Linked DNA regions of Mus musculus: all the other regions are linked to region 2. Evidence: chromatin loops called from intact Hi-C (ENCODE). Cell type or tissue: heart. All regions are shown on one strand.

Evidence for each region. Peaks named below come from ENCODE experiments on the same cell type or tissue, not always from the same donor. Only the 100,000 strongest peaks of a DNase experiment are listed, where the experiment ranks them.
Region 1: it touches region 2 in a loop (2.5-fold over the local background); 3 of 42 quality-filtered maps call a loop at or near these places.
Region 3: it touches region 2 in a loop (2.0-fold over the local background); 9 of 42 quality-filtered maps call a loop at or near these places.

What each region holds. Positions count from the first base shown.
Region 1 is chr14:62,972,379-62,977,378 of GRCm38, reverse strand. It overlaps the pseudogene Gm21021. Among named protein-coding and RNA genes, the nearest start is that of Defb48, 9.6 kb to the left of the region's middle. In heart, a CTCF peak has its summit at 2,093 (motif pointing right); no DNase peak of the experiment used is centred here; H3K4me3 peaks cover 245 bases.
Region 2 is chr14:62,553,011-62,558,010 of GRCm38, reverse strand. Fam124a (family with sequence similarity 124, member A) reads right to left here and starts at 2,274. Exons shown (of 4, transcript NM_001243857.1): 1 at 2,097-2,274. The coding sequence starts at 2,158. In heart, CTCF peaks have their summits at 2,061 and 2,274 (motif pointing left); DNase peaks (open chromatin) are centred at 1,370 and 2,390; H3K4me3 peaks cover 1,882 bases; H3K27ac peaks cover 964 bases; H3K27me3 peaks cover 2,066 bases.
Region 3 is chr14:62,490,761-62,495,760 of GRCm38, reverse strand. No RefSeq gene overlaps it. Among named protein-coding and RNA genes, the nearest start is that of Gm4131, 12 kb to the right of the region's middle. In heart, a CTCF peak has its summit at 3,095 (motif pointing left); a DNase peak (open chromatin) is centred at 3,090.

The sequences.
Region 1 (5,000 bases), 420 kb before region 2:
CCTGAGTTTGGTTCCCAGCACAGCCATGTTCTCTTACAGCCATCTCTAACTCCATTTCCAGGGGACCCAACACCCTCCTCTGACTCTACAGCACTGGACACGTACTTGGTAAACATATGTCCATGAAGCTAAACACAAAATACCTATAAAATAAAAATAAAAATCATTTAAAACCTGCTGTTTCCAGGTCAGGCAGTGGTGGCACACGTCTTTAATCCCAGCACTTGGGTGGCAGAAGAAGGTGGATTTCTGAGTTTGGGGCCACCTTGAACTACAGAGTGAGTTTCAGGACAGCCAGGGCCACATGGAAAAACCCAGTCTCAAAAAAACCAATCCACATTAAAAACTGTAATAGAAACTCAACAGATTCACAACTGGCAACAATGAAGGAAAAAAATTATAAAACAGACAAATTCTCACAGACAGAGCCAATAAATTAAATTAAAAGACAGGACACCAAGAATTTGCAGATCATGTAAGAGTGGAGAGAATAATCCTGGGAGACAGGAGAGAGGAGAGAACTGGAGTAAGGTTAGAAGAAAATAGCTTGGAACAATACTTTAAGTTCATGAGAATTAATCAGAAACATATGAAAACAAAGAAAGAAAGTAGGGGGTGACAGGACGGAGGGAGAACCTCTGAAAGCTAAGAGAAGAGGCTGAAAATCTTACAGCTTCCTTTGGAGTGGGGGGAGTGAGATAAGTTTCTCTGTGTATCTTGGGCTGTCTGAAACTCAGTCTGTGGACCAGGATGGCCTCAAACTCACAGAGATCCACTTGCCTTTGCCTCTCAAGTGCTGGATTGAAAGTCTGCACCACCGCTGCCTGGGACAGCTTCATTAATCAATTCAAAAGGGAAGTTCTTAGCTCTCTTAGAGTTTCTATTGCTGTGACCAAACAGCAAAACCAAAAGGCTAGTTGTGGAGGGAAGGGTTTATTTGGCTTACATTTCCAAAGCATTGTTCATCATTGAAGGGAAGTCAAGACAGAACTCAACCAGGGCAGGAACCTGGAGGCAGGAGCTGATGCAGAGGCCATGGAAGGGCGCTGCTTACTGGCTTGCTCACCATGGTTTGTTCAGCCTGCTTTCTTATAGAACCCAGGACCACAGCCTAGGGATGGCGCCATCCACAATGGACTGGGCTCTCCCGCATTGGTGCTGGGAATTGAACTCAGGACCTCTGGAGCAGCCAGTGCTTTTAACCGATGAGCTGCGTCTCCAGCCCAGCAGAAGGGTATTTGTAAAGGACTACATATGTCACTTCATCTAGCTGTGGGTAGTCAGCTAGCGCTAGAATACTAGGCATGAATCTATGCTAGGAACTGATCCTGGGACTGCTATAAGACAACCAGTGAGCTTAACCGCTGAGCAGTCTCTCTAGTCCCTGCATTTATTTATGTTTGTTTGTTTGCTTGCTTATTTGTGTTTGGGCATTGCTTGCTTTTACGTCTGTGCATCATGTGTAGCCAGTGCTTGCAGAGGCCAGAAGAGGGAGTTGGAATGCTCCCCTGGAACTGGAGCTACAGAAGGTTGGGAAGTACAGTGTACGTGCTGAAAAATTAAACTTGTGTCCTTCGGAAGAGCAGCCCATGCTCTCAAGCCCTGAATGGCCCCTCCATGGCATCTCCACACTCCCTTCTTCCCTCTTTTACACCCACATTTTTCCCACGTCTGCTTCACAGCATCATACCTGTGTCCTGCTTTTCCAAGACTGGCATTCTCTAAAGTAAAACTCTTAGATTCTCTTACTCGTCTTATAAATTATTAATAACAGGTAAGCTTTCACTCACTGAAATTCAAGTCTCAGAAACATACCTACTTAAATAGAATCTACAAGGCCAGTGTTACTACAACTTTGATTAATATTCAATGTCAATTTGCTTTAGAGACAAAATGAAAGACTGATAAAGTGTCAAGTAACAGGATTTATTTGGTCAAAAGAATCGCATCTCAAGCACAGTGAACCAAAAAGTCCCTACAATGCATGCTCTACAGAAAACCCAAGAGAAAATTTTTTACAGGAAATAACTATAAAAGTGCTTTTGCTGTGGGCAGTGAGTTATTGTCTACCTTGCTCAAAGCCAGTGAGTTCCAGCAGAGGGCGCTGCAGGCTTCTCCCAAGAATCCAGGAACTTTCTGGGGTTCAACTTTTATTAGGACCCTAGGCAGTTTCTTCCACATCCGAATTGTCTGTTCTCGGGGTTTCAGCTGGGGGCCCTGGAGGGGGTGGGAGCAGGCGTGGTGGAGGTGGCAGACAAGGACACAGCAGATGAATGGAGACCTCCTGAAGGGTGAGACATTTTGTTCTTCCTGGTGGGCAAATCCATTTCTTCTCGGGGCATCCTCAGATTTCCCTGTGTGTCCACAGTACCCGGGGTCAGCTAGTAGACTGAACGTTAGTAATCAGCTAGAAGCCTCTGCCCTTGCTTGCTCTCCTTGCTTAACTCTTTGTTTCCCCGTCCAGAGCAGACAGGAGCCTGGCAGAATTGGGACGGGGGTAATTGTTCTTGTCAGGACAGTTCTTCCCCTGGTTCACTCTGAACCAGGAATTGTGTCTGAACTGGTGAATCGCAACTGTATCGGCTGGTAGAGTGGGTTCAATTATCCTGAGGTCCAGCGCAGGCTTTGAGCAACTGAGTTCCCCTGTTAGGGGATTTCTTTTGGCTGCTGTATTCTCTTGAGCATCTTCAGTTCCCATGCAGGATCCTGCTGAGTGCTCTCTGCCAGACTTCCCAAACTTGGTAAGAGCCCTGTTTGCTTTGCCTACGGGTCATGGAGACTGTCTTTTTTAGAGATCAGTCTTCTGTATGCATAAAAAGCACCCGGGCAGGCTGCCTCAGGACAGAAGTCACATCTTATATTACCCATCTTATACCACTGGCCATTGCCAGCTTTGACATAACAGAGGTAATGTTCTTTGGGACAAGTAGCACTGACATGGATCGCCACAACATTGAGGGCACACACAAGTGATCCTTTATTAGGCTGAGACATGTATACACTCAAGGGACTTAGGGTAGCTCACTTCCCTGTCTACTTTGTCACCTGTGAAATCTGAAAGTCAATTCAACACCAGCAGGAAACCTTCAACACAGTTTGTGCAGTCAGGGTCTTGGGAGCCTGCACAACTGCCACAGTGGTAGGTCTGCGTAGTGTGGTCTCCCCTGCTCGCCAAAGAATCTTTCACCTTCAGTAAACCCTCTAAGGCTTCGTCCACACTCTGCACCACCTTGATATCCAGGGGGACGTCCAGGAAGGGGTCAAAGGTACCCCAGGTGCCCTGGCAGAGGAGATACTTGATCTGAGATCTTTAGGAACCTCCAAATATCAGCTCATGGCCCAGGGTGCTACCCTCAGACGCTGGTCCCCAGGCAGGCAGGGTGCGTGCCTGACATTCAGAAACTCGTGTGCATCTTCCTGCTTGTGCTTGTGGAAGGCAGAAGTCAACACGAGTGAGTGAGTGAGTCCGGGGTGACTTCCCTGGAGTGGAGGAGACTCTGGATCATGTGAGCGTCCATAGCACACACATGTAACCTCTGTGGCAACAGAAGCTCTGAGAGAGCTCCCGAGACAGCATGTAGTTTGCAAAAGATAGTGTGTCCTACAGTATCAAACATTTAGCCAAGATTTAATTCTTCACTTAAAAATGAACAAGGATGCCCATCTCGCTAGTATGTAAATTTGCTTTTGTTTTTGGTAAATGGTAATATATTATCTATCTATCTATCTATCTATCTATCTATCTAAACACACACATATATACACACACATATATGTTTATATATATATATGTATAAATATATGTTTAGTAAATGGTATATGTATAGTGGAAATATATTGAACATATATACATATATATATATATGAATTGTTTAAAAATAGATTTCTTTTTAAAAAATGTCCTGGTTGGTTTTGGTCAACTTGACACAAGCTAGACCCATCGTGGAAGAGGAATCTCAACTGAAAGAATGATGCTACCACATCTCCTGTGGGCAATTCTGTCGGTGTCTTATTGAATAATGATGGGTATGGGAGGGCCCAGCCCACCAGGGGCAGTGTCATCCCTAAGAAGGTGATCCTGAGTAGTATAGAAATGGTGAGCAAGCCAGGACTGAAGGGGTTGTGGAGAGAAGTTGAAGCTTAGTATCAACAAATGCTTTCCTCGAACACCTACGCTTTATACCTTTATACCTTGGGTCACATGTAGATTTCTTATGCGAAGGGGCTCCCACCGAGTGGGCAAGTTTAAGAAGCCCTGCCCTGGGTGATAGCTTCTCCTCACAGAGCCTGTAGATACTGAATTTCCCCAGCCCTATCCTGTTCTCTTCTCTCTTTTACCCCATCTCTCACTCTATCATGTGTCCTGGATCCTCTACCTAGACCAGATTTCCTCTTTGAACTTCAAGTCCAGATCTCAAATATCTCAAACTCAGCATGGCCAACCTTGGCCTTTTATCAGCCCTCTGTGGCCGGATCCCTCTCTAACTAGGTCCCCGGTGGCACCTGGCACCACCCACCTGTGCACAACTCATTCATCCTTGACAGCTCCCCTCCGGCCTCGCCCACTCCATCAGTGATGCCTTCCGGACCCTTCTGAAACCTGCCTTCCATCTGTCCCCTTCCTTCAGCTCTGATGCTGCCACACTGGCCTAATGACCTTGGCCACTGTGATGCTCATGGAGCCGACTCTCCCCAGAGGCTTCTTTGACAGAGGCGGGAGAGGGATCGTAGACATGCTCATCTGTTTTGTTGTTTCAGTCTGTCTCTTAGCTTCATACACATTGACAGTATTGCTGGCAGAGGCACTTCTTGACTTAAACAGCCCCACCTTCCCATTTGTTCACTAAGTGCTACTCCCTGGGTTGACCCCTCCCTTGGCACACTCATTCCCATTTCGACTTTCCACCTGCTCATTCTTGCCTCTCTCTTGCGACTTAGCTGAAATGTCACTGTTGCAAGAACCATCCTGCCCCACCCCCATGCGTTCATAGTAGCTTGCA
Region 2 (5,000 bases):
AAGCCTGCCAGGATGGCAAGGTCAGAGAGCAAAGAAACACCTGAGGAGAAGTGGCCAGCGGAGAGGAACTAACAACCCAAGGCTACATCCCATTCCTGCCATTGATAGACAAAAGAGCTGTAAACACTGGGAAGGGAGAGGGACATACTGAGGAAATCCTGGCATGGGCTGCATGCCTGTAAACCCAGTATTTGGGAAGGGAGGCAGGAAGATCAGGGCTTAAGGCTGTCATCAGCTACTTAGTGATTTCAAGTTCAACCTGGAATGCATGAGACCTGGTTTCCAACAACACAACAACAGCAACAACAACAACAACAACAACAACAACAACAACAAGTAGCAAACATTCAGTGAGTGAGCTTTATGTGCTCTATATTCAGCTTGGAGAAAAGAGAGAGGGAAAACAGCAGAAAGAAAGAACGAGCCAACTATTAACAGCACTCTTGATAGCGAAACCAAAATTCAAACTACACAGAGGTCAACAGCAAACACAAGGTTAATGGTCACAAGTTGAAACTTCTGTGTAAAATAATATCATCTTACATATTAATTTACGTTTTCTAGTGGCATAATAAGAGTTCTTTGAACAATGTCCTGTTACAGCAACACTCTTTAATGACAAGTAGGAACTAGAAGCACGGGTGTCCCCATATTAACTAGCTCATCCCAAGTGTCCTGGTAGTCATACTAGTCTGGCTTTTAGGGTGAAGACACCCCTCAAAGACAGCGCTACTTCCTCTTCTCCAAGGCAAGACCCTTGGGCAAACATCTGCTTTAGGTAAGCCCTTCAAGTTGAAAATTAGTGGGACAGTGACTGCTTCATGCCAACTATAACACAGCAGGCAATATTTGCTTTGTTTCTTCTATTCATGGTTCAACTAACCATGGGGGAGGGGAGAAGAGCCAAAGATGGTCAACTAAAGTTGATACATAATGGCAGTGTGAGTTAGTGAAAGAATCCTTGTCTATTGTACTTAGGTTGGAACTCCAGCACCAAAATATCAGGAAATAAACTAAGTTGACAACTGTACACCAACAGAATTGAAGCAAAAGCAATGGTGGGCAGGGGTGGGGACATCAAATCAAGTTACTCCTCTGTCACGGTTACCATGGTTGGGTAACAAGAGAAAGCCTGCTGTGTAGGGAAGAATGACAGTCCAGATTTAGGGTTGGGCTGGTGGAGAAGGCTGCAAGGAGGGGTGGGGTTGGGAGGCAGGACGAGCTTGAGGGACGCTTTCGTGGGTTAGGTCAGAACATAGGTCCATTCTGGAACTGGCCTCCCTCCCTGTTCTCAGTAGATTGCCAAATCCTAATATTAGTTTGAAACCTCTCCACCTTCCAGGAATTCCGAGGTCTTCTGTAGCCTGGGTAGCCCCTGACCTCTAGCAGGACTTCTCTAGATAGGAAAAGACACACGTTCCTACTGGGGTAGCACTTGTATCCTGGCTGTGGTGCTGACTGTGCACAGGAAAATCCTCTAGATATGGGCTGGGTGGAGACCATCACGGGACATTGGTTTCTGAAAATGCATTCCGTCTTTTGTCCTACTCAGGAAAACTGCTGTTGGGAGAGGACTAATTAGCCTCCAAAGGTTGGAGCTAATTACTGAGTCCATTGAAGCACACAAGACCCCATCACAGCATCCTGTGGGTACTCCAGGCTGGCGGGGTGGAGAGGCCGCTCAGCAGCACAGTATAAGTGAGATATGAAGTCCTCCTAGCCGGCTTCGGAGTCTTTTTCCTGTGCTGGTGTCCCACCCTCTCCACCTGCTTTCCTCCTCAGCAGCCTGGGGCTCCAAAGCTATCAGAGTTGCCTGGCTGGAACAAGTGCAGGCGCATCTCTAGGTGAAGGGGGATAGTGGCTGAACCTGGCACCGTGGGGCCACAGGGCTGCGAGGAACGACGCTGAACCTCGGGTCCCATCACCTAGCAGCCCGGGGTGGGGTTCTTCTCGCCCCTTCCCACCCTGACCCAGGCAACCACAGACCATGCCGCTGGCTCGCAGATACTGCACCCCAACCCCAGGACTGCCTCCCCAGCTCGGGCTCCCGAGCGCAAGTACTGAGCTCCCGCCCCGCCCGGCTGGGCTCAGCTCACCCTCCGGTCTCGGCGCCAGAGTCCACGCAGTCCTCTTCCTCACCGCCCGCCTTCGGGTTCATGGCGCGCGTGCCGTCCGCGCTCCCTCGGCCCCGGGGACCCTCCGAGAGCCTCGTCTCCGGCCTCCGCAACAACCCGGCCCCGCGAGGAAGCCGCTCGCCGCGCCCTCTCGCGGCCGCGCCCTCCCCGCCCTCCGCTCGGCGCTGCGCGGGCGCGCCGGGTGCCACCAGGCGAGGATCCGAGCGGGTGCACGGGATGCGCGCGTGTGCACGAGCGCGAGCGTGAGTGCGGGAGGTGCCGGGGGATGGACTCTCTCCATGAGCGAGGAGTGCAGTGGGCGTGGAGTGCAGTGGGCGTGCAGTATTTATCTTGCAACCCGCCTGGTGCATGCCAGCGCTGTGCGTTCTATAGTGACTGGTGCGGGCCCCATGTATGGAGTCTAGTAGCAAAGCTGCCCTCCCCTGGGTCCACAGTAAAGAGTCTGGAGTCCCCGGGCTTGCCCAGAGATTTTTTTCAGCCCCATTCTGCGAGCAGTACTGGGAAACACCCACCAGCGCAACCAGGGCAGAGTGTGATATCGCCATTTGAGGACCAGTTAAAACACGTGGGTGTTTCTCAGAACTGCAGACGTTGAATTCATTATCGCCTTGCTCACTGACCCAACTTGCTAGAGAATGTATTCTTTTGTTATCTATCTTAAAATAACACGAAGAGTCCTGGGTGTGCTTCCATTCAAAGGGGTCTGGCAGCAAGAGGGTGATGGACATTGACGTTGTTAAACCCAGCCATCCCTTAGGATGGGTTAATAATTGAAGTAGCAGGAAGTCATTTTTCCACTCTAGCCAGTGAGGCAACTTGGGAGCGGCGGCGGTGGTGGGGTAAGAACAACTTAGACTTAATTCTGGTGGTGTTGTCATTAGAAGCAGTGGAAGGCACTTAAGTGTATGTCGTATTCGCTTTTGTAGGGTAGTGCTGAAGACGCAACCTTGAGCATGTTCTGCCAACCAGCTATGACCCTGTCATCTTTTCTTTTCAGACAAGTTATTTAACCTCCTGGAGCCTTAATTTTTTCGCATATTGGGCTACTGCTATCTTCTCTGTCTGTTGTGAGTTACAAGAGATCACGTCTGTGATCGTCCCTGAACCTCCATTTTGAGTTACAAGAGATCATGTCTGTAAAACAGTTTGCGTGTGAGTTCTGCTACATGCCAAGTACTGGTTACGGGAGCTGTCAGTGTCCCAGGTGAAGGCTAGCTACCTGCATGCCCTCTCAACTGGCACAGCGGTGTCACTTCTGTGTGACAAGCTGTGAAGAACAATCCTCTTCCTTCCTTCCTTCCTTCCTTCCTTCCTTCCTTCCTTCCTTCCTTCCTTCCTTCCTTCCCTCCCTCCCTCCCTCCCTCCCTCCCTCCCTCCCTCTCTCTCTCTCTCTCCCTCTCTCTCTCCTGCTCTTCCCACTTTACATATTTGTCATTGCTTTCGGACTCTAATTTTAAACACATTACACAAAAGAGAAGGGCAGTAGACAAAAGCAGAGTAGAAATGCAGTATCGATCAGGAAAAAAAAATATCGGTAAGTGTGCCTATGCCAAATCTGAATAGCCTTCCCTAAACCTTAAATTCTTTCCCCCAAACAAGCAAAAATGGATGTGTTATATTCAGTTTGGTGCTCATTAGCTTAAACAAAGGAATAGTTCTTTAAGGAAGATTTAAGCCGATTTACCGTGTTGTGGTTTTGAATCTAAAAACGTCATCTGAAGCTTGGTGGGCAGCTGGTAGGCTTTTTGGGAAGTTGATTGGATCAGAAAGGTGCTACCCTCATCAATGGATCAATCCCTGGATGAATTCATAGTTAATTGGACTATTAGACAGTGTGTGCATGTGTGTGGCATGTGTAGCTGGAGGAAGTAGGTCACTGGGGACTTATCCTGTCCCCGCTGGGTAGAACCTCTGCCCTAACACACCCTGTGTGGCATGAGGCCAAAAGCCTTGGAGGTGAGCAGCCACGAACTGAAAATTCTCAACCTGTGAGCGAATCACCTGTTAAGTCTTTCCTCTATTCCCCCCCCCCCCAATAAAGAATCAAAATGCATCTGCTAACATTAAACAGAACCTCAGAGGCGCCAAACACATTGATCTCACTTTAAGGAATGTTGGTTTAATTTGGCCGAGGGAAAGAAAGCCCACAGTTGAATTTTCCACGTGTGCCTCATGTCTTCTGTGTGTTTGTAGTTTGTGGTGGCCGGCCAGCCTGTCTCTTGTGTGTCTGTGCCTGACACTTATGATTTGTGCCTGTCCCTAACAAAGGTTTTTGCTCTGTGCTTACTGAGCAGCACCTAGAGCTTGGCATTGGGAAAGGGATGAAGGATGTCAGACATCTTTAACAGCATTTTACCAGGAAAGAAGTCATCTTATTGACCCAGAAAAGCAAACAGCACAAAAGCAAGCACGTTATCAGACGATATCCATGGGTTGCTTCCAACATTTGTGTGAGATGTTTGCCACATAAGGTTGGTTTCAGATCATATTAGTTGGGTTTCTCTTATGGAACAGAGCAGATGGAATGAATATATGTATTTGAAAGAGGATTCATTAAGGTGGCTTGAGGGAGTTAGCTGTGTCCTCACAGAAAGGTGGAAAATCCAGTAGGTATTGAGTCCATGAGACTGTGTCTCAGAGTCTCAGCCTGATTCTAGAGCCGGGGGTGGGGGAGGTGGGGGGGGTAGTGGGAGGGGGAGGGGGAGAGGGAGAGAGAATGCTAGCTAGCTCTGAGTCAGGGGCATAAAAGAATACATAACCTAAAATTAAAGCTATGCATTAGCTTACGGTGTAAAAGCTGATTAAACGAGAAATCTAAGGCAAGTGAGGTTGGTTACGTTGTTCTCTTAAAGACAAGTTAATGTA
Region 3 (5,000 bases), 62 kb after region 2:
AGTCTTGGCCATAAGTAAGATGAGGGGTTTTATGGTTCAGGAGTAGGGGGCTTCCAAATGAAGAATTTGGCAGACAAATAGGTGGGGATACAGATGCAGAACATAGGCATAACAAGTGGGTCATAACAACCTCCTGAAGCAAAGACATGGTGGCAAGGTGGTCATAGTGAGGTGGTCATAACAAGGTGGTCATAACAAGGCAGTCATAACAGGGTGGTCATGACAAGGTGGTCAGGGCATAACAAGGTGGTCATAACAAGGTGGTCATAACAATCTTTTGGAGCAAAGGCATGGTTACCATTACCTGGAACAGAACCATTTGTAGCTAAGGTCAAAGGTAGCGCACAGTCCAATCCTTGAGAAATGGAGATTTATTCATGGAGATTAATAAATGGGAATGAGCTTGGTTTGTCTTTACTATAAGATGGCTTTTAAGCCTAATATAGAAGCAAGATGGCTTATCAGACCAAGGGTAAACAATCTAAGAAATCCTGGCTAATGGGTTGTCACTCCTACCAATGACCCATCATTAAATGGATTTTAATCTTATTCTTACAGGTAGTCTGACAGGTTATTAGTAATGTGTGAAATCCCTTTTAGGGGGAAAAGTTCTCCCTTTGGCTGGCACTTCATCCTTCTCCCCCATGAGATTTCTGGGGAAATTCCCTCTTCTTTGGGGCCCATTGATCCAACGTCTGGTAGCCAGATGAGAGACAGTGTCTGAGAACAGCCCCCAAAGGCTCGTATGTCTGAATAACTTTGGCTTCCAGTTGGTGGAGCTATTGGGGAAGGATTAGAAGGTGTGGCCTTGTTGCAGGATGTGTGTCATTGGGTGCAGGCTTTTAGGTTTCAAAAGCCACTCCCACTTCCCTGTCTGCCTCTGCTTTCTGGGGTCTCAGCTCTCAACTGTTCCTGTGCCTTCATTCCACCACCACAGCCTTCTGGAACCATAGGCTCAATAAAACACTTTCCTTAATATGTTGTCTTGGACATGATGTTCTATCACAGCAAGAGAAATGTAACTAGTACTTGTCTCTTTAAAATATAAAATGTCTCTCCATTTCTGGCAGCATGGTTACAATTAGGCTCTGAGGGAAGTGACCAGATTCATGAAAATGAGGGTTTTAATAAGCTCATGGTGGGTACCAGGCCCTGGGGTTCTCTGCTGGGGTTTTGGTGGTGTCAATAGGGTTGGAGTATAATGGACAGATCATTTCTGAAGCTTTGCATTCTCATGGAAGATTCTAGCAGAGAGAGGGCTCAAGAAGGCCCTCCCAGAATTCCTGAGGTCACATCATGAGCCTTAAGTCTGGGCTGTATGAACCATCCATATTTGGCATATAAAGATTCCTCCTACTCTCATCTCTGAACACTGTTAAAGCTCCCCAGGAATAAGGACTAGGTAGTGGTACTCTATTAGTGATAATGATACCACTGATTGCAGACCTCAAAATCGCTCCACATCTAAGGCCTGTGAGGAGACTGTTGAGAAGGAAATGTCCTGATTCGTTCAAGGTTACACAGCTAGCTGCTGAGGAAAATACTTAGGTTGGAAGCGTCACTCACTTCCAAATTCGACTGGGTTCTGCTGGTACCCCATCCTCACTTGAACTAGCGCTGAGATCTTAGACAGTTCCCTACCATTTTGGCTCTTTGTTCCCTCCTGGGTAAAATAATCAGGCCGGACAAGAAGAATACAAGGAATTAGTGAATGCCTGGCACCGTGCAGGCGTTTTACATGTGACATTGTGATACTTATGATTCGTACACATAAGGAAGCAGGAGCGTATGAAAGTCAATCAACAAACAGGCTCCCCAGCTCCCCACACACACCAGTTACAATCAGCCCCAATCCAGATGGGAGGCTCCAAACAAGACACACAGCCTTTCTGTGAGTCAGCTTCCTTCCCATAGCTTCTTGCTACTGCCAGGCATGAATGGGTTAATAAGTGACTCACACCAGTGCTAGTTACTTCCTGACATCACACCTTCCAGACATGACATCATAACTTCTTTGCAGGCCTGTCCCACTTCCAATCCCAAGCAGCGTTAAACGTTGATCAGACATCTGTTCAGTACTGAAGTTTCCATTTATCAAACTAATCGGGCCTGGCACAGGCCTTTGTCAGTCAAATAGAGCTAGAAATGACTTCCTCCATTCCTGGGCAGAAGTCCCTGCTTTGGACCTGTTGGCAGGCTCGCTCTGTGCACAGCACCTTCTATTTTCGAGCATTGTTCTCCCAAAACAGCACCACAGAACTCTTGGTGCAGAAATGTTAACATATGGATGGAGAAATAATGATTTTTAAATTTGTATCTCAATTCTAGAATACTTCAACACCAAGGAAAAAAATTATAATATACTCTTTTGAATCCTTTTATCATCCCAGCTCATCGAAATAGTTTGGGAAGCTAGGGAAAAGCTTAGCATCTGGGGGAACTTGCATGCAACCCTGGGGACCCAAATTCAAAGCCACAGCAGGCAAGATGTCAGGAACTGGGAACTGGCTGGTCAGCCAGCAAAGTCAAAATAGCAAGCTTTAAGTTCAGTAAGAACTCTTGTCTCAAGAGAACAAGGTGGAGAGCAATAGAAGAAAGAATTGTTTGTCCTTCTGTGCCTCATGTATGCACCCAAATGCAAATACCTGTGTACACAACATATACTCCCCAACACACACAACATGAAAACTAGAATTTTATCTGGATGTAATCATTTTTAATGTTATTATTAATAGTAACGACACTTTTTAAGCCAATTAGGTGGTGTCAGCAGGATCAGAGGGAAATGCTTATCTTATTAAGTGTTAAGACAAATATCCTTCAGGCCATTTCATGTAAGACGCTCAAGGCCCACAATTCCTCATTAAAGGGAGACTATAGAAGTGGCACAGTCTCTGTTCTACGGCAGGTGTTTATTAAACGATTCACAACATTTAGATGAGAACGGCAATCTTGTAGGTCCACGCATCCATGCAGAGGTATTTGGGCACGGACATGAAACTAGAATCCATTAATTCAAGCAAGTTTCCTTGCCGTAAGCCGCGCACAGCATCCCCTTGAGGACAGTGGCTGCATTGTTCCTGCTGTCTACTCAGTTCCAGAGCAAAGGTGAGCGTGGGAGAGCTGCCCTCTGGTGACAGACAGGAAACACACATGCAGTATTAAAGGATATCAGCGGCCACTAGGCAAAAGCTCAGTTCTTGTGGTTTTACTGCTTTAACTACATACGAAGAGGACAGACAGATGGAACCAGGAAACTCCCAAGCGAGTCCAGGACCGCGACGAGCAGAGACTATCCCACAGTGAATATTTGTTGGTTGATAGCGGATAAGCCTGAGAACTGTATAGACCTGTACAGACACAGGGTATGACTGGATGCTGGCAGCTAGCGGAGGTGACCAGAGCAGTTATGCATGAGCAGTGGGAATCCTGCTGAGCCTTGACATTTTTCAATATTCTCTTCCCATAACTCCTTAATTCCCCCAGCACTGTAAATGAGCTGTGAGGCTTCTCCCCCTCAGCTCTCTGAGTTATTGTATTGAACTGGCCAGCCATTCTCTGCTTAAAGGCAGTAGAAGGGTTTAAGTATTGAAATATATATGCTTAGCAGGTGCGATCCATGCTGCAGGAAACATACCTCAGCCAGGCGTTTGTACTTAAATGAAGCAGCGGTTTGATGGTTTCCCTAGGCCCCTCGAGAGCAAATAAAGAGCAAGTCTTTCTGTAAGAGGCACCCCGGGAGCTGGGGACTTAAGAGGGAGGCGACATAATTACATGTCGGGGTTACACAGGTGCCTGGCATGTTTGCCAGTCTTGTGATCTTGAGAGACTTGTTGCTTCTGGGCACACCCGTTCCTTACTTGTCATTAATGAGATGGGCACTAGTACCCATGGAGAGATGGTCACTGGTGGGCAGGCTTGTGGCAGACACTCTGAGCATTGGAACAGTCTCCCCAGGTCCCTTTCCCAGGCAAAACTCAGGAGGAAAGTGAGCAGTGTTTACGTGGGTTTTCACTGCATGTTTCTTTGGAGACCTACTAAATGGAAAAGTCATATTGAACCCCTGGAAAGATAAAGGACAACCCCAGATGAAAGCCAGGTGGTTTATTTTGAGGGCACAGAGTCACACCGTAGGAGTTAGGAATCATAGAAATGAGAAGTGTTAGAAAGTTAAAAAAGCAAACGAACAAACAAAAAAACAGAACAAAACAAAAAAACAAACAAACACAAACCTCCCAAAACCTAGATCAAACTGAAGCCCTAACTGGTTCTTGAAGCTCTGTGGGGGACTGTTTCAATTCTCAGGAGACATGAGGAAATGTCTCACCAACCCTGGTGAGTGCCAAGAAGTCAGAAGAGCTCTGAGAATGTCTGCCGTAGTTGTCATAACACCACCAATGACAACCACCTCTCCTCACATCCTGTTTCCAATGCTCGGGCACGTTCTCATTCCAAAACCAGACTCAAACCATGCAAGGCAGCAGGGCCGTGTGGTCAAGGGAGTTCTGGGATAGACTGGATGGTGGGGGACACAGCCTGTGGGCCAGCTGAACATTCACATGGCCAACTGTTCACTCGGCCCACAAGTTTGGAGTACTTTCTTTGTGTCAGGGTGTCCAGAAAAGGCCAGAGAGAACTGGTTAGCCAAGGAGACACGGCCATATGCAGAACAGACCCCTTTCTAAGGCTTGCTGTCTTTCTCTCTTTCCTCCGTAAATAAGCTTTCCTGTGGGGTTGGCGTCACATGAGGTTAAGTGATCAGAATAAAGACCCACGAGGTGCCAGGACCTTGCATCTGCTGGTGATTTATGAAGAAGCGATTAGGAAGCACAAGAGCGAAAGTTTTCAACGAATCTAGGGAGATGCTATGCTACCTGCTTGCTTTGCCAATCTACCTACCTCAGTGTGTATGAATTAAAGATGATACTTTTTTTGTTTTCTAGCTTGGCATGATGGCTCACATTTGTAATCCTAACACTTAGGAAGTGGAAGCAGGATCA